Regions from separate parts of the Homo sapiens genome. Here region 2 is linked to region 1. Evidence: read pairs that join two places in POLR2A ChIA-PET (ENCODE). Cell type or tissue: A673. All regions are shown on one strand. Links, peaks and the distances in the headings refer to the core of each region. The heading gives the core; the rest is flanking DNA. Region 1 overlaps NRXN2 (neurexin 2). Region 2 overlaps LINC02723 (long intergenic non-protein coding RNA 2723).

Region 1 (4,383 bases), core at 317-4,316:
GAGAAAACTGAAGTGAAACTCCTCGATATCTGGCTATCTGACCCTAGGCAAGGTGCTTTCTCTGGGCTTCAGCTTTCCCCATCTGTTAACTGGAAACAATCTCTGCCTGCTACTTGCAGTCCAGGCATTCAAGTTTAAATGATATTCAAAAGGGGAAAGCTATTCAAAGAGTCCCAGTGTGTGTACAAAGAACTATCATTATTTGTACAAGCAAACTCCATCAGCCTGATCACACCTAATCCGAACTTCTCAACCTTCTCAAGGTTGGCCTTTTTGCTTTATATCCACCCTCTCCCCCAAGAAGAAGTGCTCAAACAACATGAAAATAGTCCATATAAATGAGTTAGTAAAAATAAATTGGAAACTAACCAAAACCTGTCTGGGGGATGCCTTGGGAATCAGAACACATTGAACCCTGTTACAAGGCCTCTGACTCTGGTCTTGGCTGAAAGAGCTGATTCCTAGTACAGATTTATGAAGGTCTATGAGGCCACCAAAAGGCAACCAGGTCTGTTTATCAGTCAGTATTGCTCATGCAGGAAAGTGCAGACTTTAGAGACTCAGAATTTAGCAGATACTTTCCTTTCCAGGACTGAAACAAGACAGTATTGTTTACTTTTTTTTGTTTTGTTTGTGTGTGTGTGTGTTTGTTTTAGAGATAGGGTGTTTGTTTGTTTGTTTGTTTTAGAGATGGTGCCTTGCTGGGGCACGATGGCTCATGCCTGTAATCCTAACACTTTGGGAAGCCAAGGTGGGTGGAATGCCTGAGCTCAGCAGTTCGAGACCAGCCTGGCAACACGGTGAAACCCTGTCTCTACTAAAATACAAAAAATTAGCCAGGAGTGGTGGCATGCACCTGTAGTCTAAGCTACTCAGGAGGCTGAGGCATAAGAATTGCTTTAACCCTGGAGGCAGAGGTTGCAGTGAGCCGAGATCGCGCCACTTCACTCCAGCCTAGGCAACACAGCAAGACTCTGTCTCCAAAAAAAAAAAAAAAAAGCAGGCGGTGGGGAGGTCTTGCCATGTCACCCAGGCTAGTCTTGAACTCCTGGGCTCATGCACTCTTCCCATCTCAGCCTTGAGTAGCTGAAATTACTGGTGCATAGCTGGTTGTTGGCTTCTTCCTTTTTTTGTTTGTTTTGTTTTGTTTGGAGATGGAGTTTCACTCTTGTTGCCCAGGCTGGAGTGCAGAGGCGTAATCTCAGCTCACTGCAACCTCCGCTTCCCAGGTTCAAGCAATCCTCCTGCCTTAGCCTCCCGAGTAGCTGGGATTACAGATGGCCACCACCACACCCAGCTATTTTTTTGTATTTTTAGTAGAGACAGGTTTTCACCATGTTGGCCAGGCTGGCCTTGAACTCCTGGACTCAGGTGATCCACCCACTTCAGCCTCCCAAAGTGCTGGGATTACAGGCATGAGCCCAGCAGGTTGTTTGCTTCTTAACCAGCTTAACCACCTCAGCCTCAAGTAGCTGGGATTACAGGTGCCTAGCTGGTTGTTGCTTCTTAACCAATTTAATCAAGTCATTCATTTTTCTTCCTCTTCTCCAGCCCAATTCCTGAAGCATTCTAGGGTTTCATACAGTTATTTTGGGACTGATTCTTAAGAAGAGATGGTAATAGGATCTCCAGTGGGCCAGAGATGCTGTGTTCTCCAGGGTTTGCTAGGGAAGAGAATCATTTCTTTACAAAACATCCCTGCCCTGGAAACACTGAGATAACCAGTTAACATTTTATAAAGCTTAGTAACATTACAATTTCCTTTACAGAGTACAAATGTTTTCACTTCTATTACTCTACCTGATCTTCACACTGACCCCATGTAGTAGGCAATGCAGGTATACTACCACTATTAGCCCATTTGGTAGATAAGGGAACTGAGCTTTAGTAGACTCAGCCCATGTGGTCAATTTTTAACCAAATTGAGGCTAGATGGAAAGTCTGCTGGGTCCTAATTCTAGGATGGTATTCCCCAGAGGCTTGGGGTGTACCACATGGCTTGATCTTGCCTCCCTTCTGTCCCTAAAGTCACAGGTTGGTTATCTAGTGAAGCACCGTAAAGAAAGTTCCAATTGGCCAGCTCCTGACAGGTACTCAATGGCTTGGCCTGAGCCGGGCAGGTAGCAGCTAACTCCTAGAAGCAGCAGCTGGAGGAACAAGAAACCTGGCACTGTATGCCCCATTGGAACACCAAGACCACTGGGAGTGGCCACCTGAGGTCTTAAATTGGGGAGGGCTGGAATGGCTTTGGCCATGGGCACTAGTCTATATGGGTGCAGGAAAACATGGATCTGCAAAAGTATCAGGAAAAGCCAGATGTAGCCTCAGAGGTAGAGCCTCCTAGGGAAGTGGGAGAGACACTCAGATTGGGAGCCCCAACTGTCACGCTTCCCTCCTCACCAGCCAGCCATACAAACCTGGGAGGCTGGGCAGGCCAGGCAGCTGCCCCACGGGAGCAGACACGTCCATCTGCAGGGTCCCCAGCCTGGTGTTCAGTCACTCTGCATTATTAATAGGCGATGACTAACCGGCTGCTGCTGCAGAGCCAGGACTGGGCAGGCACGAGGGAATCCCAGGGGATCACACGCAGCAGGGCCTGCGCACACACACTCTGAGGCAAGGCAAGGAGCAAAGGGCTAGCCCCAGCTCCTTCCCTGTTCCTGACTGCCATGGCACTGCAACTGAAGGGCCAGTCTCCACAGTCCACCTCCACACAGAGTCCTCACCAGGCTCAAAAACCCACATAGTCACGCAGCCCCCAGCTCACACCAGCTCACACGTGGAGAGTCACCAGCAGAGCCTCGCACACACAGTACAGCTTCCCACTAACACCCCGAAATGTCACGCCAACATTTACACACAGTCACACCCACACACCAACACACACCAGCTGCATTTACACAGACACCCACACCAACACTCACCAGGACTGAGCCTAACCCAAACAGAGGAGCTCGGTGACAAGGACAACCAATGCTGCCCCTTCCCACCCCTGCAGGCCTCCTCCTCTCGCTCCCCTCAACAGGGAAGGAAACCAGCCCCTGTCAGAGGCCATGCGGGGCAGGCAGCGGGCAGAGAGGGCAGGGGGTGACGGGAAGGAAGACAGTGTGAAACACAGTGTTAGTCAGAGCAGCGGAGCAGTTGGGGGAACTGGACGCTATCCCTGGTCAGGGGAAAAGACCATTCATGCCATGCAAAATGTGGGGGACATGGAACCAGGAACCCTCAAGGCTGAGAAGTGAGGGAGGGGATGGCACCTTTCCCAGAGCAGCCAGCATGGGGCAGCCCCCAAACTGCTATGAACTGATGATTTGCATGAGGTCTGGACTGATCTCAGGCAGCTCCGCATCTCCCAAGGCCATGCCCTCCACCCCTGGGAACCCACCCCACTGGCTGCCACTGGAGGTCTCACCCCCAGACCCCTCCTCAAACTTGAGCGGCCCTGTCCAGGGAGCTGACAGTGAGCAGAGCATAGCATGTCATGGGATGGTGTTTTCCATGGATTTTCAGGAGACCAAGAAACTAAATCAAAGAGAAAAAACAAGGGAGGGGAGGGAAAAGAACAAAATAAAGCAATAGAAATAAGCAGCCTGGCATCGGGGCTGGTCTAACCAGAGCCGATGAACATGGGGCCTGCCCCCAGGTCTCTCTGGCCAGGAATCTGAATTCAGGAGTTAGGGATTACAGCAGGGACAAGCCAAATTCCTCGATTTCCATTTGTCTTTTGTATTTCAGTTTGGACCAAAAAAGAAAGAAAAGGGAAAGAGGGAAACTAAAAGAGAAGCAAAATCTAAAGATTGTCCAGGACGCAAAAAACAATTGGAAGAGCAAAACAACCAAAAAACCAAACAGGGAGAGGAAACAAAAGAGGGAGAATCGAACAGTTAAAAAAACCCACGGCAAACCAAACGGTAAGACAATTAGAGTGATATCTACCAGATAATGCAGTTTGTTTACCATAGCGTGTCCAATCCCTGCGTGCTTCACCGGAGATATGGGGGGATGGGGAGGAGGGGGGTGTCAAAAAACAACAACAAACACAACAACAAAAGAACAGAATGAAAAGAAAAGAAAAATAAAATGACCAACTGTGAAACTCAAGGAACGAGGAAAAAATATATATCCATATATATTTGGTTGTTTGTTCCAACCCTCCCACCTTAGGTTCAGCAAAAGTATTTGTTTAAAGAAAATTAAATTATAATGGGGGGAGGAGAAATAAAACACACAGAAAAATTAAGTCCTTTCTTCTCCCCATCCCTACCCCGCCCCTCCTCTGGATTCCTCTTCCCCACCATCCCCTCCCCGAAGAAGAGCCGTCTGCAGAGAAGGGGAACAGTTAGAGACCTTGGTTAGTAGAGAAGAAAACAACAAAAGAACTGG
Region 2 (4,383 bases), core at 138-4,137, 280 kb before region 1:
TGGTGAAACCCCATCTCTACTAAAAAAATACAAAGATTTAGTGGTGGCCCGCGCCTGTAGTCCCAGCTACTTGGGAGGCTGAGGCAGGAAAACCACATGAGCCCAGTGGGTGGAGGTTGCGGTGAGCTGCGATTGCACCACTGCACTCCAGCCTGGGGGGCAGAGCAAGACTCTGTCTCAAAAAAAAAAAAAAAAAAAAAAAAAAAGAAAAGAAAAGAAAACAAAAAGAGAGTGGACTTGGCCCAGAGGTGGGTGACGGTCAGTAGCCACCTGTGGAGCCTGGGGCTCTGTGCCACGGTGGCCTCTCTGGAGATAAGGTGGCGGGTGCCAAAGGGAGGGACCCTCAGGGAGGAGGCAGTGACTTGGCCAGTTCACACTCCAAGTCTGTATTTTGGCTCAGCTGGCCCAGAAGTTCCTTGGCACCCCTTTCCCCAGAGGGAGACGTGTGCAATGTGTGCAGAGCCCCGCAAGGGGAGGACAGGTTGGCTCCCCACTGCCCCCAGCAGAGGGTGGGAGTGAGACTTAAGAGATGGGACCTCAGTTTCTCAGTGGCAGGTAGTGGGGTGCTGCCCACAGCAGCATTTGCAAGCTATGTTCCTTGGAGCTCAAGGAGGTTGGAAGTTTATGATAGATGCTCAGCAAAAATGTTGTCATCAGCCGTGTACTGTGCTGCCTCTTGGAAAGTCATCAAGGGCCTCAGCGCATTAAATGCTCTGAGGAGTCCTGCATTGTTATATGTGTTTAATTCAAGGCTCCCCATGGCACACCCAGCAATGCCTGTGGAGCACTGGGGTTCCCTGGAATGTAGTTTGGAAACTGTTCTGGATCTGGCTTGCTCTGAGCCTGGACATTGTCTTGGGAACAGGCCAGGCTTGTCATGGCAGGTGGTTTATGAACAGAAAGCTGCCTCATTAATTTGCAGGGAGGTCATCTTCCCTTGCACCCATCATCCCAGATCACTCAGCTCTGGGCAGGCCCCTTGCTCTCTCCCCACAAGCCAGGGAGCTCAGCCTGTTTTTTTTTTTTTTTTCCTTGAGACGGAGTCTCGTTCTATTGCCCAGGCTCTGGAGAGTGCAGTGCTGTGATCTCCCCTCACTGCAACCTCCGCCTCCCAGGTTCAAGCGATTCTCCTGCCTCAGCCTCCCAAATAGCTGGGATTACAGGCACCTGCTACCACGCCCAGCTAATTTTTGTATTTTTAGTAGAGACGGGGTTTCTCCATGTTGGTCAGGCTGGTCTTGAACTCCCGACCTCAGGTGATCTGCCTGCCTCGGCCTCCCAAAGTGCTGGGATTACAGGCATGAGCCACCGCGCCCGGCCACTCAGCCTGTCCTTCTAAGGCAGTTGCTACAGCTTTGTCTTTTAGGGTTTTTTTCTAGGAGGGAGAATGGTCCCAGGACTCCCTCCTGTGTGACTCTTGCAGGTCACTGCATGCTGGGAAGGGGAGGAGGGTCCTGATCTCAGGTAGATCTAGGACATTCCATTCCCGGGCTGGTTCCTGATTTCCCTTCTGGGGTTGTTCCCCAGGCCTCTGTAGCGGGGGGCCCTGTTGGGGCTGGGGGAGCTCAATCTCTGCAGCGGACTTTGGGTCAATCCTTTCCTGGTTCTGTTTCTGTTTCCAAAGAGCCATGCATTCACTCACAACGAGAACTTTCTCTACATGTAAGGCTGGAGCTGGGCCCAGGGATAGAGAAGTGGACAAGATGAAGCTTTGTCCCTGCCCTCAGTGGGTGCTCATGTGGTGTGGGGACAAAGACCTTAGCTGATGAGGCCGCGAGGGAGGTGGTTCCAGGGAGCACATGAGAGGGAGGCACTTAACTTTATCCATGGGGGCTGGAAGGGATTCAGGAGGTACCAGGAAGGCTGGAGAACCACAGAAACAGGGTGCAGCTCCCAGAACCCGAGGCAAAGTCAGGCCACGGGAGCGATCGGCCGCTGCCACCATTGAACACTGGGTGCCACGCCTGGCCCCACTGCAGCCTCTGGCTCTGTGCCCCAAAAGCCACCTACTGTCCCTGAAGTTGGACACTGTGGCCAGAATGGACGGACTTGACACTGTCCCTAATTCTTTTTTTTTTTTTTTTTTTTGAGACAGAGTCTCTCTCTGCCGCCCAGGCTGGAGCGCAGTGGCCTGATCTCGGCTCACTGCAACCTCCACCTCCTGGGTTCAAGTCATTCTCCTGCCTCAGCCTCCCCAGTAGTTGGGATTACAGGCATGCGCCATCACGCCTGGCTAATTTTTATATTTTTAGTAGAGATGGGGTTTCACCGTGTTGGTCAGGCTGTTCTCGAACTCCTGACCTCAGGTGATCCACCTGCCTTGGCCTCCCAAAGTGCTGGGATTACAGGCATGAGCCACCGCGTCTGGCCTCTCTCTTTTTTTTAGAGACAGGGTCTTGCTCTGTTGCCCAGGCTGGAGTGCAGTGACACAGTCTTGGCTCACTGCAACCTCTGCCTCCAGGGTTCAAGTGATTCTTTTGCTTCGGCCTTCTGAGTAGTTGTGCCTGGCTGTGCCCAGCCAGGATAAATTTTTATTTAAGTCCTTTGCACACTTTCTTTCTTTTTTTTTTTTTTTTTATGGAGCTTCGCTCTTTAGCCCAGGCTGGAGTGAAGTGGCATGATCTCGGCTCATGGCAACCTCCCCCCACTGGGTTCAGGAGATTCTCCTGCCTCAGCCTCCCAAGTAATTGGGATTACAGGCGCCTGCCACCACACACAGCTAATTTTTTTGTATTTTTAGTAGAGACAGGGTTTTGTCATGTTGGCCAGGCTTGTCTCAAACTGCTGACCTCAGGTGATCCTCTCGCTTCAGCCTCCCAAAGTGCTAGGATTACAGGTGTGAGCTACCACGCCTAGCTCCCTTTGCACACTTTCTAACTGGATTTTTGTGTTGTCGTTGAGTTGCAGGAGTTATTTCTATATTCTGGATATTAATCTCTTATAAGATACATGATTTGCAAATATTTCTTCCAATTCTGTAGGTTGCCTTGGGCTGTACTTTTAAATTGTTGAATTCTTTGTAATTTTTTGTTGTTGTTTTTTAAAGAGACTAGGTCTCGCTGTGTCACCTAGGAGGGAGTGCTGTGAAGCAATCAGCTCACTGCAGCCTTGAACTCCAGGCTCAGGAGTTCCTCAGCCTCAGCCGCCTAAGTAGCTAGGACTACAGGTGCATGACACTATGCTCGGCTATTTTTTTTATTAAAATTTTTATTTTTATTTTTTGTAGAGATGGGGGTCTCGCTATGTTGCCCAAGCTAGTCTCAAAGTCCTGGCCTCAAGTGATCCTCTTGCCTCAGCCTCCAGGATGTTGGGATTACAGGTGTGTGCCACCGCACCTGGCCCTCGTCAGTTTTTGGAAGATGACAGCACAACATGTCAATAACCATAGTGGCCGGCGATCTTGTATCTTTCTTGCTAACAGAAGTCTGGTTTCGTGTGGGGAGGCAGCATGCTCAGCCTGGGTCCTGACAATAGGATTTCCATCTGATACTCCACCTTCCCAGTCTCTGTTGCAACTGGGGGTGGCCGTGTGATGCGGTTCTAGCCAAAGAGATGTGAAGAAATGTGAGGAGGAGGGGGTGCTTCTGGGAAACACTTTACTTCTTGATGAGAGGAACACTCCTTTCTTCCCAATAAAAGGCCAATAAAAGTGGACTTGGCTCCCGGATAACATCTCTGAACTATTTCCCCAAACCCAGAATAGCCCATACCCACGCTGCTGCCTCTTATTGCTTCAGCCTCTGATATGTAGATTTTCTATTCATTGCATCCAGAGACATTCCTAACGGCTACAGCTGTGTGACACCTAGGAAGAAAATTCATTTCTTATTCCATTTCCTATCTTAAATTAGGTCAAACGACACTGTGTAATATAACTCCCAGTGGGGTTTGAACATTGAGAACCACATCAAAACCTGCAACATAAGACAGCTGCAAGGTAAACAGGAGCCCCCATGATTGAAGTCCAAAAATGCAATACCTTTCTCCCTCTAAGGCAAAGCCCAGATGAATTCAAGTCAAGACCCCTTCCTCTGCAGTGTCTTACCATGCTCGGCCTTAGGTGGAGGGCCCCACTTGGCTGAAGTGTGGCTTCCCTTGGTGGCAGTTGCAGTCCAGATGGCTCTTCTCCACTTTTGGAGTGAACTTGATACAGTCCTGGAGTGCAGTGGCGTGATCTTGGCTCACTGCAACCTCTGTCTCCAGGGTTCAAGCAATTCCCGTGCCTCAGCCTCCCGGATAGCTGGAACTACAGGCATGCACCACCATGCCTGGCTAATTTTTGTATTTTTAGTAGAGATGGGGTTTCACAATGTTGGCCAGGCCGGTCTCGAACTCCTGACCTCAAGTCAAGAGATCTGCCCACCTTGGCTTCCCAAAGTGCTG

What was found. ChIA-PET counts read pairs that join two places held together with the same protein. Peaks named below come from ENCODE experiments on the same cell type or tissue, not always from the same donor. Only the 100,000 strongest peaks of a DNase experiment are listed, where the experiment ranks them.
Region 2: POLR2A ChIA-PET joins it to region 1 with 7 read pairs; 3 of 35 experiments call an interaction of 5 or more read pairs at or near these places.

The regions. Positions count from the first base shown.
Region 1 is chr11:64,673,057-64,677,439 of GRCh38, forward strand. NRXN2 (neurexin 2) reads right to left here. Exons shown (of 23, transcript NM_015080.4): 7 at 3,937-3,981. Among named protein-coding and RNA genes, the nearest start is that of NRXN2-AS1, 31 kb to the left of the region's middle. In A673, for the core only: no CTCF peak of the experiment used is centred there; a DNase peak (open chromatin) is centred at 2,555; H3K27me3 peaks cover 1,324 bases.
Region 2 is chr11:64,391,160-64,395,542 of GRCh38, forward strand. LINC02723 (long intergenic non-protein coding RNA 2723) reads right to left here. Exons shown (of 2, transcript XR_007062719.1): 1 at 4,046-4,383; 2 at 3,183-3,805. Among named protein-coding and RNA genes, the nearest start is that of LINC02723, 2.5 kb to the right of the region's middle. In A673, for the core only: no CTCF peak of the experiment used is centred there; no DNase peak of the experiment used is centred there.